Linked DNA regions of Homo sapiens: region 2 is linked to region 1. Evidence: read pairs that join two places in POLR2A ChIA-PET (ENCODE). Cell type or tissue: Caco-2. All regions are shown on one strand. Links, peaks and the distances in the headings refer to the core of each region. The heading gives the core; the rest is flanking DNA. Region 1 overlaps TGIF1 (TGFB induced factor homeobox 1). Region 2 overlaps DLGAP1 (DLG associated protein 1).

Region 1 (8,340 bases), core at 341-8,340:
TACAGATCCAAAAGTTCAATGAACCCCCAGCTAAATAAGTACAAACAAACCATACCTAGGCATATTTTAGTGACACTGCTGAAATTCAAAAATAAGACAGCCAGAGAAAGACATTATATTTATGAGAATGATACAAATGACAGCTGATGTCTCATCAGAAACAATGGAGGCCAAAAGACAATAAATGCCTGCCAAGTGCTGTAAGAAAAAAAGCTATCAACCCAGAATTCCCCATCAGTGAAATGATCCTTCAAAGATTAAAGTGAAATAAAGTCATTTTCCATGAACTCATTTTCAAAGCGTTTCAATGAGCCTAAACTTGTCACTGGACTACAGTTCTCAAAGAAATCATTCAAGCTGAAAAGGAAAGACCTCAGATGTCACTCAAATCTATAGGAGACAATGAAGAACATCAGAAATGGTCAATGTTTGGCAAATATAAAAGATACATTCTTTTTTCTCTTAATCATTTAAATGACGCTTGTTTTAAGTGAAAATGATAGCATCGTACTGTTGCGTTTATTATGTATGTAGCTGTAATATATGTGAAAAACCAAGGAAGAGAGGAGAGGGTGAATGGAACTATACTGTTCCAAGGTTCTGTATTTTATGAAGCTGTATCATATTAACCCTAAGTGGATGGTAGTAGGTCAAAGATGTATGCTGTAATACCTAGAAGAACCATTTTAAAAATATGGTGTATAGTTTATAAACCAATAGAAAAATTAAAACACAAAACTGTACTTGTACCCCCTAAATCTATAAAAATAGGCCAGGCTTGGTGGCTCACATCTGTAACCCCAGCACTTTGGGAGTCTGAGGAGGGCAATTCACTTGAGGCCAGGAGTTCAAGACCAACCTGGGCAACATGGCGAAATCCCATCTCTACTAAAAATACAAAAAAATTAGCCTGGCATGGTGGTGCATGCCTGTAATCTCAGCTACTTGGGAGGCTGAGTCACAAGAATCCCTTGAACCCAGGAGGTGGAGGTTGCAGTGAGCCAAGATCACGCCACTGCACTCCAGCCTGGGTGACAGAGCGAGACCCCGTCTCAAAAAAAAAAAAAAAAAAAGAATACTTTTTTAAAAAGAGAAATTAAAACAAAATCAGAGAAAAAGACATTATATATATGAGAATGCTGATATTCTCATATATCTTAATATATGATATATAATATATAATAATAATGATATAATGATATATAATAAAAATATTCAACCTGAAAGAAGGCAGGAAAAGAGGAGCAAAGAAAAAAGCCAAATGGTAAACTCAATCTAAACATATCAATAATTACAGTAAATGTAAATTGACAAATGCTAAGTAAAAGGCAGAGATCATTAGACTAAATAAAAAAGCAAGACCCAAACTATATGCTATGGGATGAACTTCAAAAACACAAATAGGTGAAAAGTAAACAAATTAAAAAGATATATTGCACCATGTAAATTATAAGCATAAAAATCATTTCTATTTGGCTTTGATATGAACAGCTTTTTACATTTATCTTTTCACTTAAATGTACCTGTTTTTAAATAATGGATTACATTCATTCAACACCAACTATTATCAACCATGACCTGTAACAACCTCAATAGGGAAAAAATGAAGTAAAACATAGGGAATTTAAGGTGACTTACAGTTTTTCTTTTAAATGAGTCATATGGCTCCTTTCCTTCTCCTTCCAGTATGAGTGATGAAACACCGTAACAGGGCAAACCTTTTAGGACTTGCTCATTTCCCTCATCTATACTAAAGCAAAATGTTCAGCCTTTGATCTAGCTGTTGGAGCAAGTAATGATTCTGGATCACCTTTGCGTCATTCATTTTTATTAATGTTTATTTTGTTCCTTGTATTTACTTTACTAGTACTTTTTGGGTTTTTGTCTATTTCTGTGACTCTCTGAGGTGAGGCCAGACCATTCTAAGCTGATGTGCCCTACGAAGCTGCACCCCACAGGCTAGAGCACAACATTCCCTCACCTAATTTTCTTACGCCTCTTGGTAATCATCAGCAGTTTTTTTCTTTCACTTACAAGGAAAGTCTTTGAGTTTAGCTCTTTCTACAGTAGGGACTTTCTAAAATAGTTTCAAAATTAGACAAATTTGTATTTTTCTACATTCTTTAAACAATACTGAAGCTCTGATGCTCCCTCACACTTAGACAATTCATAGCTGGGGCAGGGCTGGAAAGAACATGACCGTAACAACAAAGCAAGCTCATACTAAGCATGACTACAAAGAATGGTTTTGTGGCATGTGACAAATCTGCTCAACCATACAAGTGAAAGGAGCAACACCAATTCCCTTCTGGCCATCTGGGCTTTGTAAGTGATTGTCTATCCCAACAAACTCCACTTGTACATAGCACCATTTTTTCACAAACTGAGACCTTGGAAAATACTCACCTAATAAACTGACAATCCCACCATAGACAGAACCCCACCGTTTATTTCATCATTTTAGAAAACACTTTTGAGATGTTTTAAAAGGTAATTTCTCTGCAAATACTATGCTACATTTGAATACAAATGCCTTAACTAAATGTACCACTGAACAAAGGTTATTTTAAAGGGTAACGTGGAAAAAGGGCAAGAGATTGCTTGCGTTGTTTTCTTCTGAAAACTCAGCAATAACCGGATGCTTCAAGACTTTTCTTTATAACATGGCCACGTTTTAAACTACGCAGGACAGATCAGCAAGGGATTTAGTGGCTAGCTAAACACTAAAATGATTCATTTCAATTTGCCATGCAGTTTAAGTAAAGCTCTAAGGGCCTGCTATGCCTCCTATCAAGAGTAAATATCACACATCCTGTTTATGCAAACTGGCTTGTTGTCCACAGGTTTTCAAAGAGCTGGTGACACCCCCTAACACTGCACCCTACCCCCCCAGCTTCCTGCTCACTGGGGTGCTATATTCCTACTTATTTTTAAGAAGCACCTCCCTCAACAGAAATACTCTGAATTACAACAATTTTTAAAGAAAATACTTTATTATGTCATGAAAAAAAAGGCATCAACCAACTAGATTCATACTTGTTTGAAAAAAAATGGAAAATTTATTAATTAGACAGTATGTGGGCATCCTGTTCCACATGGGAATGAGAAGATGCTATAGGTTCTCTAAGTATTGCACAGTCTGAAAAAATAACAAAAAAAGGGAAGGGGAGGAAAAAAAAAATCACATGATATTGGGAACCATCTCACATTATGAATAATCTACCAAGAAACATTTAAAAAAGAAAACCCTTTGTTTCTACAGTAGCTTTAAGTTTATAGTTCTTGGAATGACTGTATTCCATTGAAGACATCTCAGTAACAGGAAGCTGTTTTAGCAATCCCATGTGCAAATATTAATAAAAAATATATAAAATAATGCAATTCATCTCTTGCCTTCACCCCGGCAATCATGACATTTCTGAGAACTGTTTTGCTTGAAAATGGGTTAAGCTGTAAGTTTTGCCTGAAGCTCCATCTCTGCAGCCCGTTTGAGTGCAACATCCACTAGAAGCTGAAATCCACTGAAGTCCTGGTTGAGGTCCGGTGGAGTAGGGGGAGGAGTGTTGAAAAGACCACTCTGTGTATTCGTACTTGGTCCAGATTTACAAGTGTCCTCTGGGTACATGAGAGAGGTGTCTGTGAAGTTTTTGGCCGCTATCTGCTGTATATCTGTGTTTTGTCCCACACCGACCGACTGGCAGAGAGAGAAAGGGACATCTTTCAATGCAGTCACAGTGGTATGGCAGATCACTGATGGACGAGCCAAAACTGATCCCGGGGATGACGGCTTAGGAGACAGTGGCCTCCCTAGGGTTGGGTTTGGCCCAGCTGTACAGGAATGAAATGGGGTCTCCTCTAGAGCTGGCATGAAGTTTTTGATGCCCATCACGGACTCCACAGAGCTCGTTTCAGAAATCTTGGCCCCACGGCGGGAAATTGTGAACTGATTTGGATCTTTGCCATCCTTTCTCAGCATGTCAGGGAGGAGCCTGCGGCGGGCGTTGATGAACCAGTTACAGACCTGAAATCATATCGGTACGCTTTAACATTTTCCTCATTCACTCAGCCAACGGGTTCTGAGAATGTTCTATGGGGTACCTAATTGATCTTGCTCTCTGAATTAAAGAAAGCATGAAAAGCCTTATCTGAATTTACAATGTTATTTCAAGGTATCTGAGCTCCGCCAAGAAAGCAAGCTACCACCTGTCATAAGCCTTCTAGTTTCTAATACAAATTTCCTTTTTTGTCTCTTCATACTTAAACCTTTTCAGGACGAAGAAAAAGACATACAATCTCAAATGCTTAAAAATGATTTGAGAGAGAGGTTTACTTTTTAACTCTCCCCATTTTAACCTATCACCTACTGCCCCAACATTTAAGTTAATCAACTACAGGAAAACCTCTCCTTATGAAAAGGGCCACTCCTCCCAGTAACTGATTTTTCCCAGTTCAAATGACTGTGTCAACAGACATAACATGAATTACCTCACTGAAGTCGTCCTTGTTTAAATATCAAACCAGTTTCCTGGACAATAGAGTAAGGTTTAACCTCCTTTTAATGTCTGTTGCATAAAGGAAGGTTCTTTTAGGCATTAAAGGAAATGCTATCTGATAGATGACTGTCAAGTGTTTCTGTGTTCTCTAAATAGCTAGTTATTAGCTTTTAACACTATCAAGTTTACAATAAAAAGATATTCCTTCTGTCTTTGAGTGGCAAGGAGCTTAATGACTTGACACACAGGAATGCCATAAAATGACTTTGAAACTAAAAATGCATCCATAAACCTCACGCTCTCTTTCTTTACCTGTAGCGTAGACAGGTGTGTTTGCTGGGACAGCAACGCTTTTTCTTGCTCTGAAGGATAGGCATTGTAACGGTGCTCATACAGCCAATCCCGAAGAATCTGCACAGACTCCTTGGGTAGGTTGCCCCTTCTCCTTCTCTTGCCTGAGCCAGCGGATGAAGAAAGGTCCAAGGGAATGTCCATGCTGTCCTCATCCTCAGTCTCACTGCCAGATGCTGCAACAATACCTAGGAAAGGACAAGGGCCAGTTGTCAGTTGCTTTATAAGCACAGCAACTATTGCAAAGCTCACTTAACGCTGACCATTCAATGTAACCATGCTTTCCCAACAACTGAGAGCGAGGAGAAGGAGCAGTGTTTTCTGTCCTGAATTCAGGGTCCAAGTAAAAGTAGTTTGACTAGCACCACATAGGAGGCTCTCAACCAAATGCCAGATGCCTTTTCTCAGCCGCTTTCCTCTAGGATTCATTAACTTCTCACATTCCTTTTGAATGATGGTCAGAAAACTCTTTCGTCTAATCATTGGAGGAGACAAACTGCACCCAAAATGAATAACCTGCCACATTTGAAACAGGAAGGGTGCTGTGGCAGTTGGAATATGCCTACCAACCTTCTTTCTAAGATCAGTGCTAACTAGGAAAAGCAACCTAACCAGTCCTAATGTACATTTTAAATGCTACTCTTCCTCCTTCCTCTACTGAAGGTTTGAAATGAAAGGGAGCACTCGTACATTTTTTTTCATGGATATAAGGAAGGAAAATTACATACTACGCTGAACCCAGTTAGTATTCTAAAGGTAAAACACATGTTAAAATTTTCTGCTAACACCATGCATGGTCATTTCTTATTCATTGCTATCCACATTTATTCAAAGTTAGACACCTACTTTAAATGGGCAGTACTAGTCACCTTTTATTAAATACGACCACTGATGTTTTCAGTTTCATCACACAAAAATATTTTTCTACTACTGGTACTTTAGTAAGGTCAAAAGATGCCTAATACTAAATGAATTAAAAATGTCTCCTAAATTTCAGCTACCAGTTTGAGCTCAACCTAGAATAGAATACTACATATCAATAAGCAGAGTTCAGTCTTAAATGATTACATGACAAAGGAAACTGAATATGCAAGCCCCAGAGGAAGCTCTTTTGGCTGTAAGTACTTTAATCCTGCCAGAAATTTTAAGAATTCACAAGCCATAGAGAATATTTAAATCACAGATGGACGGGGTTCAATAAAGCTCCAGAACTGGCCTTTACAGATATTTAAACATCATTCTGAACTTAAAAAAAATTAAATAACAAACGCTATTAATTCCACCTTTCAAAAACTACAGCAGGCTACTCCGAATGACTAAAGAAATACATTCTTTTGCTTGTAGACAATCTAGAATCTTAAAAACAGAAATGAATTACAAACAATGGCATGCTTGAAAAAAATCAGTACTTCTATATTAGGGGAAGTAATTAAAATAACAAAAATGTAAAGGTAAGCATTTTTAGCTTTGTATGCTTTCTTTCCTCTGTAGTATGTAATTTTGGTTGAAAATATGACTTGACCTTAATTGAGCCAGTTCCCCTTGACAGGAAATAAACACGGAATATTCCTCTTAAGCTAAACACCGTGTTTTTTAAAGGAATTTTTCCCACCCTTTTAATGACTCTGACTTGGTGACACATTTTTAGTTTTGGACTGCAGGGGGCAGAAGGTGCTGCAGGGTATTCCTACAAAAGGCAGAACTCTCCAAAGACAAAGTAAAGTTCTAACAAAGAGGTGGATGATCTTGCAAATTCACTTTAGCTCACAGCTTAACAAACAGCTACAAATAAACTGCACAAGAATCCTAAGTTTTAACTGCCATGTATTTGAAATTCCCCTCCCCTGATGATTTAAGTTTTTAAAAAGGTTTTTAAAAGTGCCCATTTAAAACTGAAACTACTTTCACTATTGGCAAGATGAGACTTTCAAAACCTATATTGAAATTTGGGTGAAGAACTATTAATAAAATAGCTTAAAGAAATTATAGCTGAGTTCCTGTCTCACATTGGCTTTAATAATTAAAGAAATCGAACTTTTAAAAAAAGTGTTAAGTTAATTAAATGACTAAAGCAAATTTGAATAAAGCAATTTGTTTAAACTCTCCAACGTCTGAAAAGCCAGACATTCTTCTCAAGGCTATTATCTCCTTCCTTTTTTTAATCTAGAAAAAGTGTGAAAATTTGCTCATTGAACAGTGAATTCCCAACTGTAAGTTGGTAATCACAAAGAGTTTGAAACAAAAAAAGCCCCTGAAGGCTGCCCTTTGATCTGCTTGCCTAGTTTGACAAGAAGCCTGATCTTTCAGAATAGGTTAGTGACACACAAAAGCAGGTTTCAGTTAAGCAACACCAAACTGCAGCGCGACTTTACTCTGTTCTCAGTTCATTTAAATAAATGAATGCCAGACCTCTGGAACTCTTAACAAATATTTCCAATATGTGCACAAAAGCTGAAGTAACAGGAAGTTAAGACTTCAGTGCCTTGGCTACGCCAGCTGATATTTCACTGCAGTAAAACCACGTTTGCTGCTGTCAGGACTGTTTTCATTAAAACTCTCCCTCCTAGTTGTGGCTCAGCTTGGAAAAACAAAGACTTTTTTCCTCCTTACTCATTTCCTATTGTAACAGCGCTTTTGAAAAGTTTCCCGGTTAAGACTTGTTTCCAAACGTCTTGCTTTGCTTACACTTTAAAAAATGTGGCGGTGGGGAGGGTGGGGGCAGGATCACAAGCTTCTTTCACGCTATCCACATACAAGGAAATGTTGTGGAGAAAGCCACAACATGGCCTGAGGATCCCACCGCCCTAAGCAGCGACCTTGTTCCTGCACGTTCTTTTTTTTTTTTTTTTTTTTTTGAGACAGAGTTTCGCTCTTGTCACCCAGGCTGGAGTGCAATGCCGCAACCTCGGCTCACCGCAGCCTCCGCCTCCAGGGTTCAAGCGATTCTCTTGCCTCAGCCTCCCGAATAGCTGGGATTACAGGCAAAAGCCACCACGCCCGGCTAATTTTGTGTTTTTAGGAGAGACGGGGTTTCTCCATGTTGGTCAGGCTGGTCTCGAACTCCCGACCTCAGATGATCTGCTCGCCTAGGCCTCCCAAAGTGCTGGGATTACAGGCGTGAACCACCGCGCCCAGCCCTGCACTTTCTTTTCTGAATAGCTCGGTAACATCATGAGACAGGGAGGCAGGGAGACACCGGTTGTGAAGAGACTCTAGAAATAAGATTGATGGGAAAAGTCGAGATGCACAATTAGGAAAAAGCAAATTTAACTCAACAAGTTTCCTGACCAGAAGTTCTCCTTTGAGCTGGGAGCAATGTCTCTTGCCTGTAATCCCAGAACTTTGGGAGGCCAAGGCGAGAGGATTTCTTGAGCCCAGGAGTTCGAGACCAGCCTGGGCAACATAGCCAGACCCGGTCTCCAGGAACAAAAGAAAAAAAAAATCAGTATCTCCTTGGGAGAAGCAACAGGCATTGAACACTCAAGCCACCAAATCC
Region 2 (8,340 bases), core at 87-8,086, 230 kb before region 1:
AGGGCTGGATTTCTACTTTGTATCTCACATCTTTGTCTGGTTTTAAGTCATACAGATTCTTTCATATGAATCAAGAAATTCACATTTGATAACCATTAACTATATCCATTTTAGATGAGAAAGAATTATCTTGTGATTAAATTTTAAAACAGTCTCTGGGCCGGGTGCGGTGGCTCACACCTGTAATCCCAGCACTTTGGGAGGCCGAGGCCGTTGGATCCCCTGAGGTCAGAAATTCAAGACCAGCCTGGCCAACATGGTGAAACCGCGTCTCTACTAAAACAAAATACAAAAATTAGCTGGGCGTGGTGGTGCATGCCTGTAATTCCAGCTACTCGGGAGGCTGAGGCAGGAGAATCAGTTGAACCTGGAAGGCAGAGGTTGCAGTGAGCCGTGATCGCACCACTGCACTCCAGCCTGGGTGACAGAGCGAGACCCTGTCTCAAAAAAAAAAAAAAAAACAGTCTCTGAGGATTGGGATAATTATACTCATTATTATAAAGCTATTGTTTGGTCAGAATTTCTCTTTCAATGTTATAGGTTGGTCATTTGTTTACTTCGGCCCTTTTTACATTCTATATACATACTGCACTTCCTGGTATAAAATTTGTTTTGCTTATTTTTTTGGCATTGAGTTCTGAGTTTTTTCTATGAAAGTCCTGTATACACTTTTGCAAGTTATTGTTTTTAAGTTCATAGCTATATCTTCAAGTATTTCTGAAAGTACTTTTCCATTGTGATGACTATATATAATTAGTTAATAAAGCTTCATATATTAAGACTTAGTTCTTCATTTTAAAGAGTAAATGTTCTTCAAAATTCTCAAGGATTTTAAATTTGTAAGCCAATTTCTTGTCAGATCTGATAAGATCATCATCATGTTTATAAAGTAATTAATGAAGAGCTATATCAAAGCAAGTCAACATTTTATTATGTTGTTGGCGTATGCTTACATTATTGGTATTATCGTTAATTCTTTTACACCATCTGTCCATTTCATGAAGCTAATTCAGAGAAAACTAGATCATATAATCAGAAAAGCCTCCTACCTGGGCACCCACAGGCTGAAGCACCTCAAAGTGAACTGAATACAAAAGTGTAAGAGAGAGTGCCTGTATTCACTTCTTATGGCTGCTGTAATAAACTTGGTGACTTAGATGAACACATATTTATCATCTTGGAATTCTGAAATGTCAGAAGTCCGATACAGGTCTCACCAGGCTAAAATTAAGATGTCAGCAGGACTCTGCTCCTTCTGGAATCTCTTGGGAAGAATCCATTTCCTTGTCTTTTCCAGTTTCTAGAGGCCACCCACATTCCTTGGCTGTTGGCCCCTTCCATCTTCAAAGCCAGCAATGGTTCACTGAGTCTTTCTTAGCCTGCAACACTCTGACTCCCCCTCCACTTACAAGGACCCCATGATGACATTAGGCCCACCCTAATAATCCGGGATAATCTCACCACCTCAGGATCCTTAATCAGTTCTGCAAAGACCCTTTGGCCAGATAAGATAATATTTATAGGTTCCAGGATTAGAACTTATGTATCTCTGGGGGAGGGGCATTATTCTGCCTCCCACAGAGCCTCTGACATCTGTTCTAGAACATCTGTTCTATGTGCAGGATCCCACCTTCCTACTCACTCTTGGAGGGCATGTGGTATGCACCCTACTTTATAGATTTTAAAAGTCAACTGAGAACCTGACCAATGATTTCTTTGATCTAGGCTAGATCTCTTCACTTCCTGGGGCAACTAAAGTCTCTTGTTCAATAGTGAAAATGCACAAGACAAAAGAAAAAATCTCAGGAAAGAAACATCTTTGTACAGAGCCCCCATTGCTATGCACAGCATTGATATAAGGGAACACTGTCTTTGCCCTACAATATATAAACTGAATAAAAATATGCAATATTTATTATTATCATAACCAACATAGTCTTTAAATAATGCTGTTAATTCTGTTAACAGTGTGCTTTGCTACAGTTCTCAAAACAAGAGCTGTCTAAACAACCTTCCCCCATGATTCCTTAATTGAAGGAATCTGTTAGGGATTCCTAGTGCTTTTTGAAAGGGTGTCATACTTGATCAAAGCAGTCAGGTTTCCAAGAAATACCCTTACACAGCATTCTCTTTCTATTTTCATTTTATTTATTTATTTTAGTTTATTCTGTTTGTTTGTTTGTTTGTTTGTTTTGAAATGGAGTCTCCTCTGTCACCCAGGCTGGAGTGTAGTGGCACAATCTCAGCTCACAGCAACATTGCCTCCTGGGTTCACATGATTCTCCTGCCTCAGCCTCCCAAGTAGCTGGGATTACAGGCACGTGCCACCATGCCCAATTAAATTTTTCTGTATTTTTAGTAGAGACGGGCTCTCATCATGTTGGCCAGGCTGGTCTCGAACTCCTGACATCAGGTGATCCTCCTGCCTTGGCCTCCCAAAGTGCTGGGATTCCAGGCATGAGCCACTGCCTCCGGCCTACAGCATTCCCTTTCTAAATTTTGCTACTGTATCATTATATGATGGCACGGGCCTTGAAGAGCAATTGTGTTTGATTATACAATGTGCTCCTAGGTTTCTTGGTTTATTCTTGTCTTATAATGAGGATTTAAAGGGTAGCATCTTGGGCTGGGCACAGTGGCTCATGGCATTCCCAGCACTTTGGGGAGCCAATGCAGGAGGATTGCTTAAGGCCAGAAGTTTGAGACCAGCCTGGTCAACACAGTGAGATCCCCATCTCTACAAAATAAATAAATAATTAAAGGGTACCGTCTCTGGATTTTTTTTTTTTTTTTTTTTTTTTTTTTGAGACGGAATCTCGCTCTGTCGCCCAGGCTGGAGTGCAGTGGCGCAATCTCGGCTCACTGCAAGTTCTGCCTCCCGGGTTCACGCCATTCTCCTGCCTCAGCCTCCCAAGTAGCTGGGACCATAGGTGCCCGCCACCACACCCGGCTAATTTTTTGTATTTTTTAGTAGAGACGGGGTTTCACTGTGTTAGCCAGGATGGTCTCGATCTCCTGACCTCAAGTGGTCCACCCGCCTTGGCCTCCCAAAGTGCTGGGATTATAGGCATGAGCCACCACACCAGGCCCCATCTTTGGATTTTTACCATGAGACACTTAATACTAGAGAAAGACACCTTGCTCCATGTCGTGCTCCTTTCTCTTGGTTGCTGATATATCATGCTTAAATCCACTTTTTACCATGTGATACATTTACCAAAAAACCTTATTAAGGCAATAACTAAAATCAAGAAGCATGGAAGATATGCTTATTTTTTACAAGGTAATGCAGGCTTCTCAGCAATACTCAATATTTTTATTCCAAATGTTTACAGGGGAAAATTAGCGCTTTATAAATAATGCCAAACATTAAGTTGTGGCTACTAAAAGGAATACCCAATACAGGATTACTGTTTTCAGCTTTTCATTTGAACAATCCTTAGAAAATTTTCACTGTATGCAAATCCTTGTTTGACTTTATCAAATAAGTTACTAAACTATGCTGCCTTCCCTCCTTACACGATTTTGGTTGCAATGTTGATGGCTAATGATGACCTTTTACATACAGGTGTGGTCTAAGTGACATTTTTTTTCCTGTTTCATCAGAATCTCTGCAATTTTTCTCCTGTAGAGAAAGACCCTCCCTCCCAGGTTTTGCCTAGTCTCTGTCAGTGAACACCGCAACTGCCCTGAAGGGGTGCCCCAACCCCGTTGTCTTTTCTTCTTTCACTTCTTATAGAGGATTAGTTCCTATAGCATTGGAATAGTAGAATCTTGGGTGAATTGCTTTTCCTGTTGTGAATGATTCATGCAATGAAAGTGGAAGATCACTAATTTTCAAAGCAGTATGGCTTAAATAAAAACATCTTGGCCAGGTGTGGTGGCTCACATCTTTCATCCCAGCACTTTGGGAGGCTGAGGCAGGAGGATTACCCGAGCTCAAGAGTTCAAGACCAGCCTGGGCAATATAGCAGGACTCCATCTGTGCTAAAAAAAAAAAAAAAAAAAAAAATTAGCCAGGCATGGTGGTGCATCCTTGTAGTCCCAACTACTCAGGAGTCTGAGGTGGGAGAATTGCTTGAGCCCGAGAGGATGAGGCTGCAGTGAGCTGTGATTGCACCACTGCACTCCCTCCTGGGGGACAGAGTGAGACCTTGTCTCAAAAAGAAAAGGAAAAAAAATTTTAATTAAAAAAAAAAAACCTTACCCAATCATATTATAAATATATGGTACTTTAACGAGCTGTCATCTCTCCTAGAGTGCATTTTTTGTATCAGTGATAGAATACAGCTATTTAACTAGCTGGATCAAACATCACCTTGTTTCTGTTCCTGAATAACAATAGGCACCACTTACTGACGGCTTAATGTCTCAGAACCAGTTCTCTGTGCCCTTATTTAATCCTCGTGTCCCCCCAGTGAGGGAGATATTACTTGCTCCATCTTAAGAGCAAGATGAAATTTTTTCATTAAGATGAAAAAATTAAGAATCTTGAAGAGTAAGTGATTTCCCAAAAAACATACCTCTAGTAAGAGATCGCAATACCACACTCCCTCCCAAACACTAACTGTATTTCCTTTCCTTTTTCTTACCATCATTTCTCAACAATACTGCTAACGATGTTTGCCTTTTACAGTCTTACAAGTGTTCTGAGATGATTTAATACTCTTTAATTATTTGCTTAATGCCTCATTTCCTCTCTATGATGATAATCCTTTGTCTGAGCCTCATTACTGCTGCACATCCCTCATATAGGGAAAACAGCAGCTATATTTATTTCTAGCCCACTTGAGCACTTATTATTTCATCCTTGGTTTTTAGCTGGTTCTCTGAAACTGAAATGCATCGTCTATCATCCCAAATAGAGATTTTAAAAAAAAAGTTTCTCTCTTGATAGATTTGGAGGCTTTCTAAGTCTAATCTTTTCTCTGTAAAACTTCAGGCTAGGTTTTAATAAAGCTATTTTTACAGGATTGTATCAGAACAGTTCTTGCTTATATATTGTTGGTATTTTTGGTTTGGGTTGTTTATTATAAAGAGATACTAAATTGATCTCTTGATGTGTTCTACATCTCTTGATGTGTTCTCTTGATGTTTGACCTTTTCTCACCTGATTTCATCTACCATCAGCTCCTTCTCTGTAACTGATCAGTAAGAGCACTCAGTAGGAAACATACCACTCAATGGATTTTCTTCCTCAAAGTTTTGGATATGGCCGGGTGCGGTGGCTCACACCTGTAATCCCAACATTTTGGGAGGCTGAGGCGGGTGGATCATGAGGTCAGGAGTTCGAGACCAGCCTGGCCAACATGGTGAAACCCCCAACTCTACTAAAAATACAAAAGTTAGCCAGGCGTGAGGGCACGCGCCTGTAATCCCACCTACTCAAGAGGCTGAGACAGGAGAATTGCTTGAACTGGGAGGCAGAGGTTGCCGTGAGCTGAGATCATGCCACTGTACTCCAGCCTGAGCAACAGAACAAGACTCCATCTCAGAAAAAAAAAAAAAAGAAAGAAAGAAAACAAGCTTTGGATACTAGTCTTCAATCAATCAAATAATGCTTATAAATAATGAGGATGCTCTAGGAGTCCTGTGTTATCAGTGCTTTCCCTAGAACCCAGTTAGAGGCCAGTGCCTACACCCCACACCAGTCCTCAGAGGGCTACAGCCGACAGGAACTTTGAGTTCATCTAGAGTAGCTGCCTCACTACAGATTACACAACTAAGACCAAAATAACTTAACCATAGCCAAACACCTTCTTAGAGAGAGTCAGGACTTGAATCTAGGCCTTCTGACTCATAAATGAATAGCATCTTTATAAAAATCAGAAACAGAGAGAGGATCGGGCCCAACTTCTTTTCTCGTGTATTTTCTGTACCACACATCTAAACCTCTGGCCTCAGACTTTATATCTAGAGCTTTTCCAAAAAGGCCATGTGTATTAGTCCATTCTCACATTGTTATAAAGGAATACTTGAGACTGGGTAATTTATGAAGAAGAGAAGTTTAATTGACTCTTGGTTCTGCAGGCTGAACAGGAAGCATGATGCTGGCATCTGCTTAGCTTCTGGGGAGGCCTCAGGAAACTTACAATCATGATGGAAGGTGAAGAGGGGGCAGGTGCATCACATGGCCAGAGCAGGAGCAAGGGAGTGTGAGGTGTGAGGGGGAGGTGCCACACACTTTTATTTTATTTAGTTAATTAGTTAGTTCGTTCGTTATTTTTATTTTTTTTTATTTTTTTTTTTTTTGAGACAGGGTCTCGCCTGTCACCCAGGCTGGAGTGCAGTGGTGCAATATCAGCTCACTGCAACTTCTGCTTCCCAGGTTCAAGCAATTCTCCTGCCTCAGCCTCCCAAGTAGCTGGGATTACAGGCATGTGCCACCATACCCAGCTAATTTTTGTATTTTTAGTAGAGACAGGGTTTCACCATGTTGGCCAGGCTGGTCTCAACCTTCTGACCTCAAGTGATCCACCCACCTCAGCCTCCCAAAGTGCTGGGAGCCACGGCGCCCAGCCACCACACACTTTTAAATGACCAGATCTCACACGAATTCACTCACTATCATGAGGACAATATCAAGAAGGGATAGTGCTAAGCTATTCACGAGAAACCATCCCCATGACCAAATCACTCCCCACAAGGCCCCACCTTCAACATTGGGGATTACAACTAAGCATGAGATTTGGAGGGGGACACAGATCCAAACCATGTGACTTGGTCTCTTAGTAATCACACAGCTGGCTTTTTGGGGAAGAAAGTTACTTATTTCATGTGAACCCAAGCATAAGGAATCTGCAGATTTTTTTCCAGCAATATCGATTTATGTAAATACTTTATATTCCATTCTTGGAGGAGACAAGCATTTCATTTAGTCATTGTTTTCAATCATATAAGGTAACTAGAGATCAAAGTTCTTTGAAGAAGATGGTTATAAGAAAATACCCTTGAATTTTAAAATGCCTTACACTTTTATTAGCATCACACAATGAATATTTGTCATTCTGTGGACTGTAAGCATAGTTTTCTCTCTGAAAATCCTGGCAAGGGAAATCCTTTTTTATTGATTCTCCTGGTCACAAATTATTATGAGAAATGCCCTTTTTTAGACATTATCTCTGACTCTAAGAAACTAAATGACAAAAAGTGAGAGGACAGTACTGTTTTCAAGTCCACTTAAGCCACTTGAAATTTCTCTAGGATGATGCCAATTCATAGCCCCACTCTAGTGTTGGAAACAGTCATTGAACTGAACTCTCATCAGCCTCCATTTTGTGTTGAAGATGTGCGTGCCTGTAAACTGAGATGATTTCTCAGCACAATTATCTCACCCTTTTTCATATCTCACCAGATCAACTGGGATTTCAGACTTACCATCATCCCATTGGGAGGAAGCCTTCTTAGCCTTCTTTCTTCATCTTTCACGAGGCTTGTGGAAACCAGAGTTTGCAGCATAGATTCAGGCTTCTTCATTCTTCCTAGGCCCAAGTGTGCAAATGATAGCATTTGTTTGTGAAAAACACTACCATGAGTCATGAGTCAAACAGTATTTTTCCTCCTTTTTTTTTTTTTTTTTTGAGACGGAGTCTCGCTCTGTCTTCCAGGCTGGAGTGCAGTGGCGCGATCTCGGCTTACTGCAAGCTCCGCCTCCCGGGTTCACGCCATTCTCCTGCCTCAGCCTCCCAAGTAGCTGGGACTACAGGTGCCCGCCATCACGCCCAGCTAATTTTTTTGTATTTTTAGTAGAGACAGGGGTTTCACCATGTTAGCCAGGATGGTCTTGATCTCCTGACTCCATGATCTGCCCACCTCAGCCTCCCAAAGTGCTGGGATTACAGGCGTGAGCCAGCACGCCCGGCCTCCAAATTTTCAATGGCTAAGCATTGAGGGTTAAAGAACAGAACATGTCTGACAACAGAATAGATTAGGTAAAATCATGACTTTCTCAGAAAGCTGAGACTCTGTGATCACTGTACTCACCTGTACCCCTTCCTTCTGCCCTCAGGCCTGTGGCTGCCACTGCTCCTTCTCCAGGTCCCCACACTCTGTGGATGCCCTGAGGACAGAGTTCATAGCTGCTCTTCCTGTGGCTTCCTTCAATTAACCCTAAGCAATTTGGAATGACTTTTGGTTTTGTTTCGCTCCCTTCTGAGGTCCCAACCATAACAGAGATGACAGATGGAGATGTCCAGCCAGGCTGTCCTGTCACCTACTGGCCTATCACCATTTTGCCAACCGTTAGAGAGAGGAGGGCCACACAGATTCTACAACCTCGACCAAGACCCCTGGTGAAGAATGGCCATGCTATTCTCTTGAGAAATGGTTCACATTTCATGC

The links. ChIA-PET counts read pairs that join two places held together with the same protein. Peaks named below come from ENCODE experiments on the same cell type or tissue, not always from the same donor. Only the 100,000 strongest peaks of a DNase experiment are listed, where the experiment ranks them.
Region 2: POLR2A ChIA-PET joins it to region 1 with 15 read pairs; 8 of 35 experiments call an interaction of 5 or more read pairs at or near these places.

Annotation. Positions count from the first base shown.
Region 1 is chr18:3,453,046-3,461,385 of GRCh38, reverse strand. TGIF1 (TGFB induced factor homeobox 1) reads right to left here. Exons shown (of 3, transcript NM_003244.4): 2 at 4,806-5,032; 3 at 1,408-4,021. The coding sequence ends at 3,446. Among named protein-coding and RNA genes, the nearest start is that of TGIF1, 7.0 kb to the right of the region's middle. RefSeq lists enhancers at 3,208-3,768, 5,550-6,169, 8,034-8,340. In Caco-2, for the core only: CTCF peaks have their summits at 6,286 and 6,493 (motif pointing right); DNase peaks (open chromatin) are centred at 4,885, 6,505, 7,215, 7,645 and 1 weaker place; H3K4me3 peaks cover 1,772 bases.
Region 2 is chr18:3,680,029-3,688,368 of GRCh38, reverse strand. All of the region lies in intron 7 of DLGAP1 (DLG associated protein 1), which reads left to right. Among named protein-coding and RNA genes, the nearest start is that of DLGAP1-AS6, 31 kb to the right of the region's middle. In Caco-2, for the core only: no CTCF peak of the experiment used is centred there; no DNase peak of the experiment used is centred there.